2 separate regions of the Homo sapiens genome follow, and region 1 is linked to region 2. A link is an interaction called in ENCODE POLR2A ChIA-PET data of the cell type or tissue named here. Cell type or tissue: IMR-90. All regions are shown on one strand.

The links. ChIA-PET counts read pairs that join two places held together with the same protein. Peaks named below come from ENCODE experiments on the same cell type or tissue, not always from the same donor. Only the 100,000 strongest peaks of a DNase experiment are listed, where the experiment ranks them.
Region 1: POLR2A ChIA-PET joins it to region 2 with 15 read pairs; 3 of 35 experiments call an interaction of 5 or more read pairs at or near these places.

Annotation. Positions count from the first base shown.
Region 1 is chr16:17,204,693-17,207,192 of GRCh38, forward strand. All of the region lies in intron 3 of XYLT1 (xylosyltransferase 1), which reads right to left. Among named protein-coding and RNA genes, the nearest start is that of XYLT1, 270 kb to the right of the region's middle. In IMR-90, no CTCF peak of the experiment used is centred here; a DNase peak (open chromatin) is centred at 1,049.
Region 2 is chr16:17,396,777-17,399,276 of GRCh38, forward strand. The region is part of intron 1 of XYLT1 (xylosyltransferase 1); the gene reads right to left. Among named protein-coding and RNA genes, the nearest start is that of XYLT1, 73 kb to the right of the region's middle. In IMR-90, no CTCF peak of the experiment used is centred here; a DNase peak (open chromatin) is centred at 975.

The DNA.
Region 1 (2,500 bases), 190 kb before region 2:
ATTGTAGGCACAAGGAAGCTGAGGCTTGGAGAGGTCCCAGTTATAAAGTAGCTGAGCTGAGAATGGAGTGAGTCTGTGATCCCAGAGCCCTGTCATGGTCACCATGCTCAATCAAACTGTCCTCATTTCAAAAAGAGGAAAATCCGTCCCTAGAGGAAATGTGTCAGCTTTCAGCTGCAGGACAGATATAACAATGACATGTGGTCAGAGCTATGTGGGTCTTTATGAACACGGAACTCTTTGAAAGACCAAAACCCAAACAGTGCCCAGCTCCAAAAAAAAAAAAAAAAAAAAAAAAGAATTTAACAATGTAATCAGATTCCCATGGCACAAAACAGAAAATAAGTGGAAAAATCAGAGTGATTAGAGGCAGCAGGAGAAGCTGACTTCAGATGAATGTTAACAAGCCAGGTTTATCGAGAGAGAATATCAAGTATATTTTTGCAGTGCAGGTGTGAAGGCTGAGGATGATGGGGGGTCCCGGAGAGCTCCCCCAGTAGATAGCTGTGCTGTGTTAGTTCTGTTACTCAAATTCCCTATTTCTTAGCAGCATTGTGGGTCAAACGAGGACTATGTAATCCTTGGGCTCCAAAGACATAGCAGAGATGAAGGTGCTTTGCAAGGGTCAACATGCTGTTCCACTGTTGTGGTGCTGGCAAAGATCATGTTAGCAGTGTCCTGCAATAATGATTTGGGAGGAGAAAGCAAGGTGCAGGGGTTTAGAACATGACCTGTGGTCAGGCAGATGTGAATGACCTTGGACCTTTTATGCAATCTCTCCAAGCCTTAGTATTCTGATCTGTAAAATGGGTATGTATAATCACAGAATCCACCCCACATGGACATTCACATCCAGAAGAGAGAGCACAGTGCCTGGCATCTAGCAAATCCTCAATAAATTATACTGTCATAGCCATCATTTCTATGTGGCTGCTCATCCACGATGATCAGGATTTAACCAACAGGCCCAGCTCCAGAGTTCTACCTCAAAGCTGCACTGACTCCCAGGGCTGTGTGTACTCTAGAGCCTGCTGCTTGTAAATAAACATCTACAACCGGAATTTCCCTCTGCAGCGTATGCCCAGACCACAATTAATAACAAATGTGAAGGAGCTGCTTGACTGGAATAGTTACTCTACCAACAAAGCCCTCGATTCTATTTATACTCTGAAAGGGCTGCTTCCGGCTGCTGCAAGGGGCACTTTCTGACTTACTTCCAACTAAGAGGGTTAGTTGGGTCTTGGGAACACAGAGACATGGAAACAAGGTTGTATGCAAATGAGGCTTGGGTTAGGAAGCTCCCAGCTGGAGCCCAGCTTCTATGCTGCCTGGGAAGGTGTGACTGGGATTCAGAGCTGGGGTGTAGAATGCAACCTTGCACTGTGTGGATTTAGGAAAGACACCGCCCCTCTCTGATTGTCAGTTCTTCATTTACAAAGTGGGAAGAGAGGTCCATCTCTGACCCCGCTGGGTTCCAGGGTGATTCATGATCACAGATGAGGAAAAGTTTCACAGCGGCAGCAGGCGCGTTGCAGAGGAGCGGGATTCGTCTTACTGGGGGAGAAAACCTGCACGCTCAAGGTTCTTTGTTAGATCTGGGTGGGAGATGCCTTTATCCTAGTGGGAAATTTTAAAAGAGGTTTTCTGGTGATTAAACTTGGGAGCTGTCTGGTGCCCAGAAAGAATCCCCTGCTCTCGATGGGTTTAGAAAAGGCGGTGCTGTGTGGCGACAAGCATACTGGATAAAGAGCAACGAGGTGGATTCAAATTCCTGCTTCTGCTGTGAACCAGCCACGGGGGCCTGGGCAAGTCAATTTCTTTCCTTGGTCCTGTAGAATCTCAAAGACTAGTAACGCTATCAGATGCATGTCAAATACTTATCATGCTTGCGTCAAATACTTCTCATGGTGGCTTGCGTCTGTAATTCCAGCTACCCTGGAGGCTGAGGCAGAAGGACTGCTTGAGTCCAGGAGTTCGAGGCTGCAGTGAGCTACGATGGTGTCACTGCACTCTGGCCTGGGTGACAGAGTGAGACCCTGTCTCTAAAAATAAATAAATCAGAAATAAACAAACACTCATTATGGCCTAAGCACCAGTCAAATGTGATCTCATTATTTAATTGTCCCAAGGTCTCAGGAGGCAGGTGCCATGTTAGCAGTTGGTGCGAGAATGGAAACCACCACTTGGGTGTGCCAGACTCCAAAACCCCTATTTTGGAAAAACCCAAATGAGGGAGATGAAATTTCTGGATATTTCTGGAAATTTCTGAATCATCTGGAATTCTAACCCGATCCAGGAGTTAGCATTGCCACATAGAGAACTGTACTCCCTTGAGAGTCAGGTTGGTTTTCTTTTCTTTCTTTTTTTTTTTTTTTTTTTTTTGAGACAGAGTTTCACTCTTGTCACCTAGGCTGGAGTGCAATGGTGCAATCTTGGCTCACTGCAACATCTGCCTCCCAGGTTCAAGCAATTCTTCTGCCTCAGCCTCCTGAGTAGCTGG
Region 2 (2,500 bases):
AGGAGAATGGCTTGAACCCAGGAGGTGCAGGTTGCAGTGAGCCAAGATCAGGCCACTGTACTCTGGCCTGGGCAGAGTGGGACTCCACCTCAGAAAAAAAAGTATCTAACTAGAGTATCAGGAAATGATTACCATCCCATACCATAGCCAGATTCAGCTCGTGGCCTATTTTCGCAAATAAAATTTTATTGGCACACAGCCACGTTCATTTGTTTACATGTTATCTCTGGCTGCTTTCCGGCTGCAGAGGCACAGTTCAGTAGTTGCCAAGGAGACTGAAGGGCCCTCAACATCTAAAATACCTCTTATCTGCTCCTTTAAGAAAAGGCTGGCCAACCTCTGATCCAATTCAATTCAGGAGGGATGTGATCAGGGAAGGCTTCCTGGAGGGTGACAACGTAAATTTTCCTTGGTTAATATTGACTCTTGCATTTCAGAGTTATTGAGGAGGATGCTTGGATCGGCAGGTTCGGGTAACAGAAAGGAAATAAGCATTGCCATCGACCTCTATCTGAATCAAATCCTACAGCAGGCATCACAGAACGGTGGCTCATGGGCCCAGAAACAGTCTGCAATCTAATTTGATATGAACCTGTGGTGCTTAAAAAACACCCGAGACAACATTGGATGGCTGGGATACATCATAATAAACCGCCTTTCCGGCTTCTATTAAAAACTCTGACGATCTGGCAACCCTGGGCCCACCCTTCCCATGGAGACCCCTTTTGCTGGGGTACCTGTTCTCCAGATCACCATGAGAACCTTTTCATTCCCCCCTTTACTCTATGTCTACAGCCTCTGCTCTGATGCTATCAAAGGCCTCTCACACATATTCTTGGTTCCCTGCCAACCCAGGCAGACAAGGCAAGCTGAGAAAACTAAAGTTCAGAGAGGTCAAGTGACTTTCCTAGGGATAGCCATCTGGTGAATGATAAAGCTGGACCGGAACCTGAGCCTTTGAGTCTAGCTCACTGTCCCTCTTCAGACATACAAACAGCGGAATGAGTCATTGCTACGATTTTACTAGGGCACTCCATAGTTTGAATAGCTCTTTTTTTTTTTTTTTTTTTTTGAGACAGTGTATTGCCCAGGCTGGAGTGCAGTGGTGCGATCTCGGCTCACTGCAACCTCTGCCTCCCGGGTTCAAGCGATTCTCCTGCCTCAGCCTCCTGAGTAGCTGGGATTACAGGCATGCACCACCATTCCCGGCTAATTTTTGTATTATTAGTAGAGACGGGGTTTCACCGTGTTGGTCAGGCTGGCTCAAACTGCTGATCTCGTGAACAGCTCTTTCACATATACGAGTCCAGATTGGAAAATGCAGACCTTGGATCCACGGAGGCCACGTAAATATTGAGTGGCATATGGTCACCAAAGGACTGACAAGGCAAGAGGCTAAAACTCCAGAAAGATAAGGACTAGAAGTGCATCTAGTCTATCTCAGGAGTCAGAGTGGGCAAATCTACTGAATCCAACAAGCACTGCTTAAGTGCCTGCTGGAATCAAGACAAAGAAAGAGGCCCAGCTCCCCATCTGGGGCTTAGAATGTCACAGGGAGGGTGTTACCTGTAAAGTAACAACGTAAGACCGACTGTGTTTCTGCAAGACTAAAGGGCAGAGACAGCTGAAACTTCGGTGGCCTACATGGCAGATTTAAGGACTTACTCAGGGCACAGGTGGAGACGTGGATTTAAGTGAGTATGAGTGATTTTTTTCGGGGAGTAGATGATGGGTGAACCATGGCCCTTGGATGATGTATTCGTTTCTTGCCAGCTGCCATAACAAAGCACCACTAAATGGCTTAAACAATCAAAATGTATTGCCTCCCATTTCTGGAGCCTAGAAATCTAAGATCAAGGTGTTGGTAGGGTTGGTTCCTTTTGAAGCCTGTGAGAAAGAATGTTCCATGCCCCTCTCCTGGCTTCTGGTGGTCTGCTGGGAATCTTGAATGTTCCTTCGCTTGTAGATACATCATGCCCCTCTCTGCCTTCGCCTTCACAAAGTGTCCTCCCTGTGTGCATGGCTATGTCCAAATGTCCCCGCCCCCCCCCACTGTTTTTTTGTTTTGTTTTGTTTTGTTTTGTTTTTGGCAGAGTCTTGCTCTGTCACCCAGGCTGGAGTGCAGTGGCTCGATCTCGGCTCATTGCAACCTCTACCTCCCAGGTTCAGGTGATTCTCCTGCCTCAGCCTCCTGAGTAGCTGGGATTACAGGTGCATGCCGCCACACCTGGCTAATTAAAATGCCCCCTTTTTATAAGGACACCAGTCATATTAGCTTAGGGACCCCCCCGCTTCTAGTATGACTGCATCTTTGCAAATTACATCTGCAATGACCGTCTTTCCAAACAAGGTCAACTTCCAATGTACTGGAAATCGGGACTTCAACATATGAATCTGGGGGCAGGAGAGGGGACATAATTCAACCCATAACAGATGACATCCTCAAAGTCACTGGGAAGCATGGCAACGGAGGCTGAGATGCTCAAGGCCATCCTCGAGG